2 separate regions of the Homo sapiens genome follow, and region 1 is linked to region 2. The links are chromatin contacts, found by Hi-C or POLR2A ChIA-PET in ENCODE. All regions are on one chromosome and are shown on one strand. The core of a region is the stretch at or near the end of the contact, and the rest is flanking DNA. Distances in the headings are between cores, read along the strand shown. Region 1 overlaps RAB11FIP4 (RAB11 family interacting protein 4). Region 2 overlaps UTP6 (UTP6 small subunit processome component).

What was found. A loop is a pair of places that touch in the nucleus more often than their neighbours do. ChIA-PET counts read pairs that join two places held with the same protein, here RNA polymerase II (POLR2A). Pooled maps may share reads with other maps.
Region 1: a loop to region 2 is called in a pooled map, with 3 times the contacts of the local background. The contact joins two enhancer-like sites. A Hi-C loop is called at or near these places in 1 of 168 maps with a recorded cell type or tissue (B cell), 1 of 37 single-sample maps with no recorded cell type and 2 of 50 pooled maps. POLR2A ChIA-PET finds 5 or more read pairs at or near these places in 3 of 52 experiments (Caco-2, activated B cell and activated T-cell).

What each region holds. Positions count from the first base shown.
Region 1 is chr17:31,492,477-31,496,758 of GRCh38, forward strand. The region is part of intron 3 of RAB11FIP4 (RAB11 family interacting protein 4); the gene reads left to right. Among named protein-coding and RNA genes, the nearest start is that of MIR4724, 40 kb to the right of the region's middle. Within about 2 kb of position 2,702, at least 18 of the 41 ENCODE cell types and tissues checked have a DNase peak (open chromatin) inside an H3K27ac peak, as active enhancers do; they include B cell, where a contact is called at or near this core.
Region 2 is chr17:31,887,852-31,892,182 of GRCh38, forward strand. It overlaps UTP6 (UTP6 small subunit processome component), which reads right to left. Exons shown (of 19, transcript NM_018428.3): 7 at 1,434-1,552. Among named protein-coding and RNA genes, the nearest start is that of UTP6, 12 kb to the right of the region's middle. RefSeq lists an enhancer at 2,092-2,271. Within about 2 kb of position 1,445, at least 6 of the 41 ENCODE cell types and tissues checked have a DNase peak (open chromatin) inside an H3K27ac peak, as active enhancers do; they include B cell, where a contact is called at or near this core.

The DNA of each region.
Region 1 (4,282 bases), core at 1,452-3,951, 390 kb before region 2:
TACCTCTCCTGGCCAGCACATGTTATCCTGGGAGGATTTGTAGCTTTGGGCCTGACCACGGTTCCAAGCACCATGATCTGGAGCCCACACTGGGTGGCAGGCTGCAGAGAAGGTGCCCCCAGAAGCCTGGACTGCACCCTTATCTGTTTTCATTTGGAGCTATTTTCTCATTATCTCATGCCAAGTGTCTGACTACACATGGCAGTCCTTCCCCAAGTGTTTGCAGCTTCATCATAATACTGTTAATTGAATGGAATTTGTCATTGGCCAGCTTCTGTGGACCCCATTCAAGGCTGAGTGGATGCTGGGGGCGCCCAGCTGGCCTTGCTCAGAGGGGTCCCGAGCGTCTTGGTGCTTCAGGAGCTGAGCCCCCCTCAAGAGCATTGATGACAAGAGCTCAGATTCTCAGAACCCCCCTGAGCACCCAGACAACCTTGGTGGTTACTTCTTCACTTTTTCGCATGACCTGGAAAGGAGATGAGACGGGGAGGAGAACATAGGCAACCAGAAGGACGTGCAGCCTACAAGGGTCGTATGAAGGTCAGAGGGGTGGCTGTGATGGCCCAGAGCTGTGGGGTCTGAGTGACCTCCAGCCCAGAACCGCCCAGCAGGCCAGTGCTAGTCATGCCAGCACTTCCAAACCCACTTCTTGACTGACCTTAAGAAATGGGAAGTTTTCCAACTGTTGGTCACATTTTTAATTGATCTAACCTGCTTCATCTTCCCAGACAAGTGGGTTCTTTCCCAACAATGTAAACATTAATTCAGATGAAAACAAAGCTCTGTAGAAGTTATTAATATCTGTGGCTCTGCTCATGGGAGCCTTTCTCTTTTGAGGTACCAGAAAGAGGAAGGCCTAAACAGAACTGGAGTGTGGGAGAGTGGGCGGGCTCTCTCTCTTTAGTCATCTGTGGTCACCCCCCACCCCCCTGCGCTGTGCAAGCCTGATACCATGGAAAGGGAACCCACATTTCAAATAGCTGCTGCTGCTCCGGTGAACTTGGGGTAAGGGAGCTGAGGGGTGTCTACCCTCTGCACCAGACTCAAGTCTCCCTCCTAGAATAGGAGCGAGAATAGCAGCAAGTCCCTGCCCCCTGCTCCCTCGTTTTCCTGGAAGAAATGCCTACCTAAGACACAGACACCTGCATCCCACGCTTTGTCACCCAATGCCTGTTTCCTTAAGGAGAAAAAATGGGCGCCAGAAAACTTCTAGGTCTAGATCCTGGCTCTGTTGCTCGCTAGTTGTGGAACTTTGGACAGGCGACCTCACCCTTCTGATTTCACTTTCCCTGGCCTCACTCTTCACTCCCTCTGCCTGTGGGCAGGCAGCAGCATGGTTCTGTGGGGTCCTAAGGACCCCAGGGAGTCACTCCCACATTTGGGCAGCAGCTTTGGGTTTAGTCTGTCCAGTTTAGGGCCCCAGATCGTATATGTGTGTGTGCACACACGTGTGTGTTTGCGTGTCAGGCAGCATTCAGATGGGGCATCCTGTTCATCCACCCCCCTGCTTTGGGGTGGCTGAGGGTTGGGGTGCCCAACAGGTAGAATGGGGTTGATAATAGCACCTGCCTCGCAGGGTGATGGTGAAAATAAAATGAGCCATGGTGATTTAAGATGCCCAGTCTAGGTTCTGGCCTTTACTTAGTTGACACTCGTGGACGGTTAGATGGTTAGAGAGGCAGGCCAGTTTAGTACCAAAATGCCTTCAGAGTCAGGCTGTCTCTGGGTTCAGATCCTGGCTCTGCCCCTTGCTATTGGTGGAATCTTAGACAAGTTATTTAATTTCTCTGTGCCTCAGCTTCCCCACCTGTAAAACGAGGATGAGGCTAGTACCTCCCTCACAGGGTTCGTGGTAAGAGGATGAGGCTAGTACCTCCCTCACAGGGTTCGTGGTAAGGCTCAAATATGTAAATGTATGAAAAGCACTTAAAACTGTGCTTTGGGGTGAGCTGTTATTCTTAGTTCCTGCAGGCTTCAGCTGGTTTGATTGTTGTGACTAATAACCTTCGCACCTAACAGAATGTCTTGCCGGGGAGTGTCATGGCCCAAACAGGAAGGTGGCAGCGGAAAAACTCCATTACTCAAGGGCCTTTGCAAGAGAAGCAAAACTCTACTTCCTCAGCTTCTGTGGGTTTTTAAATCTTTTTTTTCAATTTTAATTTTAATTTTTTTAAAAAAAAAGTAGAAATGAGGTGTTACTATGTTACCCAGGCTGATCTCGAATTCCTGCCCTCAGGTGATCCTCCCACCGCGGCCCCCCAAAGTGCTGGGATTACAGGCATGAGCCTCTGCACCCAGCCAGCTTCTGTGTTTTTAACAAACCTTGCTCGGGCTCTGCAGATACAGATTCTGGGTCTGGGGTGAAGTGACTAGCATTTGTGTGGCAGTCTGTGAATGAGATGTCAAGCAGCTTCCGAGGTAACAGACTTCTCCCCAGGTTCAGTGAGGGAGACTGTACCTAGCCTGTCCTTCCAGAGGCTGCTCACACTGCCAGGCTGTGGCTGGCCTGCCAAGGGGAGGATGGCCCTCCACACCTCGGCCCACCTGCCCTTCACCTCCAGCCAGGGCCTGCCTGTCCATCCACCTGTGCCTAGCTGGAAAAGCTGGCTTGGAGCAGTGCTGCCCATCTGCCACTGCCAGCCCCCAGCATCTGCCTTATTAAAATGCTGAGGCTCTGGCTGGCCACAAGCCCCAGGAGATTTGGAGAAAAGCCAGACAAAAAGGTGCAGGCTGTGCCACCGCCCAGCCACACTGGGTGACTGCCCTTGGTAGTTAACCACAGAGTCATCCAGCTTGGCTGCCCAGAGGTCTATAGCTCCACTCAGGCGAAGCTGGCTAGCCTGGCCTAGCCTGGCTGGTTAGGTGGGCAGGACAGCCTCCACTTGACTGATTTTTTTTTTTTTTTTTTTTTTTTTTGAGACAGGGTTTCGCATTTCTGCCCAGGCTAGAGTGCAGCGATACAATCTTGGCTCACTGTAGCCTCGACCTCCTGGGCTCAAGTGATCCTCCCACCTCAGCTGCCTGAGTAGCTGGGTGCACCACCACTCCCGGCTATTTATTCATTTGGTAGAGATGAGGTCTCACTATGTCACCCATGCTGGTCTCAAACTTCTAGGCGCAAGCAATCCTTCCACCTTGGCCTCCCAAAGTGCTGGAATTACAGGCATGAGCCACCATGCTTGACTCGTCTGACTGATGTTAGGCAACCTTGAATTGATGGTCTCCTGGTGAAATGAGGGTTCTTGTTGACAAGGCAGGTCTGGCCAACACATTTTTGTATGATTATCTGCACGATTGCATCAGTTATTAGCAAAGAAGGATTTTATAGCAGCAGGTGTGTGCTCATGTGCTTGTGTGGAGTTGTTGACTGCCCTTCACTGCACACACACAGTCTGCGGAACTGTGACTGAATCCCTGTTCCCTACTCACACTTACATGGTATTTTCTGGGATTCTAAGGCACATTCTTTTTTTCCTTTCCTTTTTTTCCATTTAACATCTTAAATTGGAATGTGTCGCACATTTGCGGATTATTATAATTTGACAGCGCCTTTTTCTTGGCATACTTGAAATAACGGTGCATTGTAAAATCAGAGGTGTCTCAGATTTAATGAAATAGAAACTAGGTAACCTCTGGGGAACTTATATAATTTGTCCAGTTCCTCCAAGGATGCAGGTGGAGCCACCTTGTAGTGGTGGCAGATTATATGAGGGGACCCTGATGTGGTTCAAGGGGACAACCTTGGATTGGGCTTAGATTCCAGCTTTATGGCTCGCCAGCTGTGTGGCCTTGGCAAAGTAGAGCGACCTCTCTGAGCCTCGGGATTTTCCTCCCACCACATATGAATCGTGGCTCCACAGTTGTCATGGCTGTGTGCAAGGCAACATTCCCTGTTTCTCTTGCTGGGTATCATCTAAGGTCTGCCCCGTTCCATCTGGGTTAAGAGGGAAAATGAGGGCTGGGAGTGGGTCACTGGCCTTCCCAAGGGAGCAGAGGGAAACTGGTGTTCCAAGGGCTTCTTGACTCAGTTTATAATCCTTGGACATTACTCTTCTTCCCTCGTCCTTCTCCCCCTTTGCCTGAGTTTTCATTTTCACATGTGTTTCCTTTTAGCAATTTTCTTTCAAATCTCTCCTCTCCCTTTCTGTAAAGTCTTCCCACATGTAGCCTCTTTGAAGCTCCCTGGGGTGGGAAAGGGGAGGAGGGCTCTGCCTGATGGCCTGGATGGCACAGACCTCAGAAGCCCAGTGTGCTGTGGTCCCTGCAAGCTTCAGCTCAAGTC
Region 2 (4,331 bases), core at 195-2,694:
TTCGGGGGCTGAGGCAGGAGAATCGTTTGAACCCCGGGCGTGGAGGTTGCAGTGAGCCAAGAACACACCATTGCACTCCTGCCTGAGCAACAAGAGTGAGACTCCATCTCAAAAAAAAAAAAAAAAAAAAAAAGAATTAAATAGCAGTTTCTCTTTTATCCTGACAAATGACTCAGAAAACAGTGCAGCTTCCAATACATTCTTTCTCTTATTTGGGATTTTATCTAAAGCTTGGCCCTCAAATGTTCTAAGGCACCATCCATAAGGGAGTAAGTCCCCGAAGAGAGAAAGGAAGTACTACCAGGTATCTATCTCAAGAAAAGGAGACAGAAAGAACATGGAGAAAAGAGGAAGACAAGGCAAAGAAGCCAGAAGAGGGCTTCTTTGGAGAACCAAGGGAACAAGAAAAAAAAATAAAAACAAAAGTATAAAGAGGCTAAATCTGGCTCCCAGCTAAAAAAATGTTAGAGTCTAGTTCCCTATTCCTTCCAACCACAGGAAGGAGGCGGGGGTTCCAACCTCTCAACTAACTTAGAAGCTGCAGTGTCAACACCTACAAAAAGATGTTTTTCCCTGGCCGGGCATGGTGGTTCACACCTGTAATCCCACCACTTTCAGAGGCTGAGGCAGGCAGATCACCTGAGTTCGGGAGTTTGAGACCAGCCTGCCCAACAGGGCGAAACTCCATCTCTACTAAAAATACAAAAATTAGCCGGACGTGGGATCCCACCTACTCAGGAGGCTGAGGCAGGAGAATTGCTTGAACCCAGGAGGTAAAGGTTGCAATGAGCCAAGACCGGGCCACTACACTCCAGCCTGGGAAACAGAACGAGACTCCATCTCAAAAAATAAAAAAGATGTTTGTCCTTACCCACACCTCCACACTTATTCCTAGCCTCCATAAATTGAAGCCTTTTTTATTTAATAAAGAATACATGGGCCGGGCGCAGTGGCTCACGCCTGTAATCCCAGCACTTTGGGAGGTGGAGGCGGGCGGATGACCAGGTCAGGAAATCGAGATCATCCTGGCTAACATGGTAAAACCCCATCCCTAATAAAAAATACAAAAATTTAGCCAGGCATGGTGGCAGGCACCTGTAGTCCCAGCTACTCGGAAGGCTGAGGCAGGAGAATGGTGTGAACCCAGGAGGCAGAGCTTGCAGTGAGCCGAGACCGTGCCACTGCACTCCAGCCTGGGCAACAGAGCAAGACTGTCTCAAAAAAAAAAAGTGAAACCAGCCTGGCCAACATGGCAAAACCCCGCCTCTACTAAAAATACAAAAAAAATAGCCAGGTATGGTGGCGGGCACCTGTAATCCCAGCTACTCGGGAGGCTGAGGCGTAAGAATTGCTTGAATCCAGGAAAAAAAAATATGTCTCCAGAGGACCAAACTGAAACATCACTGTCTCATCCTATGTGCATACACACTCACTTCTTTATAAAGTTTTGGGCACTCTGGATGAAAGCGCAGTGCGCGAAGAAATAGTTGCCTTGCGCTTTCTGAAGACAATCGATCTTCCATTTCCCATTTGGCTGCCATAATCCACAAAGCTGTAAGTGAAAAACCATCAGATTTCATTTCAATAAATTAATCAAGTCAGACAAGAAAAGAACCAAATGATCCAATTTTAATACTCGCACAATTTTTTTTTTTTTTTTTTTTTGAGACAGTCTCACTCTGTCGCCCAGGCTGGAGTGCAGTGACGCAATCTCGGCTCACTACAAGCTCCGCCTCCCAGGTTCATGCCATTCTCCTGCTTCAGTCTCCCGAGTAGCTGGTACTACAGGCACCCGCCACCATGCCCGGCTAATTTTTTTTGTATTTTTAGTAGAGACGGGGTTTCACCATGTTAGCCAGGATGGTCTCAATCTCCTGACCTCGTGATCCGCCCGCCTCGGCCTCCCAAAGTGCTAGGATTACAGGCATGAGCCACTGCGCCCGGCCCACTCAAACAATTTTTTAAAAAAACCTTTAACAAAAGGGGAAGCAGTTCGGACAGACAGTTTCTAACTGCAAAGCTTGGCTACGTTATCTAAAATTAGAAACAGTATTCTGAAGCAAATGAGTAAATGATAACAAATGTTCAATTTAGAGGATGAGTACCTAAGTGTCTGTTACTGTTTTCATCAGATCTAAGGACATTATTGTAAGTCACATACAATTTTTTTCTTTTTTTGAGACAGGGTCTTGCTCTGTTGCTCAGGCTGCAGTGGCACAAACAACAGCTCACTGCAGTCTTCACCTACCAGAATCCCACCTTAGCCCCTCAAGTAGCTGGGACCACATGCATACACCATCACGCCCACCTAAATTTTGTAACTTTGTAGAGATGGGTTTTCACCATGTTGCTCAGGCTGGTCTCAAACTCCTGATCTCAAATGATCTGCCTGCCTCGGCTTCCCAAAGTGCTGGGATTATAGGCATAAGCCACCGTGCCTGGCCCACATACAAATTTTAAAGGTAGTAAAATGCCAGAAAAAGGCCAGGCACAGTGGCTCACACCTGTAGTTCCAGCACTTTGGGAGGCCGAGGCAGGCAGATCACTTGATGTCAGGAGTTTGAGACCAGCCTGGCCAACATGGTGAATCCTCGTTTCTACTAAAAAATACAAAAAATTAGCCAGGCGTGGTGGCACCCTCCTATAGTCTCAGCTATTACGGAGACTGAGGCAGAAGGATCACTTTAACCTGGGAGGCAGAGGTTGCAGTGAGCTGAGATCACACGACTACACCCCAGCCTGGGCGACAGAGCAAGACTCCATGTCAAAAAAAAAAGTCCAGAAAAAACTGCTTATCTTACCACAAATAAAATTATTTTTTGCTCTTTTCTCAATATTTAGAGAAATTATAGGGCAAGCCACAGTGGCTTACTCCTGTAATCCCAGCACTTTGGGAGGCTGAGGTGCACAGATCGTTTGAGGCTGGGAGTTCTGAGACCAGTCTGGCCAACATGGCGAAACCCCATCTCTACTAAAAATACAAAAATTAGCCAGGCGTGGTGGTGCACATCTGTAATCCCAGCTACTTAGAAGGCTGAGGCATGAGAATCACTTGAACCCAGGAGACAGAGGTTGCAGTGAGCTGATATCACACCACTGCACTCCAGCCTGGGCAACAGAGGCAAGACTCTGTCTCAAAAAAATAAAAAATAAAATAAATTATAATTCATAATTTTCTCTAAAACCCTTTGTCCTTCTACATGGGAAATTAACCCTGAGTTAACATTCTAGCTATTTCCCTAGACATTTAATAAAGGTCACCTATCTTATCAAGATTGCTTTTGTTAAAAATGACGCCTGATTGGTAACCACACCTGGAATAGAAGGGTCAGCAATGGTGGCAAGCAATTGCTTTGGGCTTCCTTGAACATGTGACTCCTAAAATTGAGCATGACCTTTCTAGGATCTGTAGAAGCCATGCCCATCCATGGGGCTTCTAAACCAGACTGGATCCCCTACCTACTGATATGATCTCATCTCCTCATACCTGAACAGTCACCTTAGGAACCAGAGGCTACCTCCATTCTGCTAAGAGCATTCTGCAGAAGGAACATACCTAAGGCTATCCTGCTATATTTCTGAGTAAACTGGTGCCAAATGTAGTCTATTTGAGTCTTGTGTGGTATAAGATATCTGATTAAGCCTAATACCCTGAGAATAGGTGCTGAGGCCCCTCCACTATCAACTAGACCATTTATACATTATTCACAAGAGAAATATTTCTCTTACAAAACATGAGTCTACTCTGTACCAGCACTCTTCTAAAATTTATATTGATATTTTCCCCTTTAAGCTTCTAAAATTCCTCAGATTTGACTGCCTCCAAATAAAATGTCCCACAAAGGATTCAAAAGTTTATTTTGCCATCATCTAAAAAGAAATACAGTCTGGCCGGGAGTGGTGGCTCACGCCTGTAATCCCAGCACTTTGGAAGGCCAAGGCGGGTGGATCACGAGGTCAGGGGTTCGAGAGACCAGCCTGACCAACGTGGTAAAACCCAGTCTCTACTAAAAATACAAAAATTAGCTGGGCGTGGTGGCGGGCACCTGTAATCCCACCTACTCAGGAGGCTAAGGCAGGAGAATTGCTTCAACCTGGGAGGCGGAGGTTGCAGTGAGCCAAGATCACACCACTGCCCTCCAGCCTGGGCGACAGAGCGAGACTCCGTCTCAAAAAAAAAAGAAATACAGTCCTTCTTGCCTGCAGATACAACACCTAGGACAGTAACTAGTATATAGTAGGCAGGGGTGAACTATGAGGCAGCTATTCAGTAAGAAAAACTGCTGAGGCCAACTGCCTAAGCTCAAGTCCTCAAAATAATTTCTCTTAGA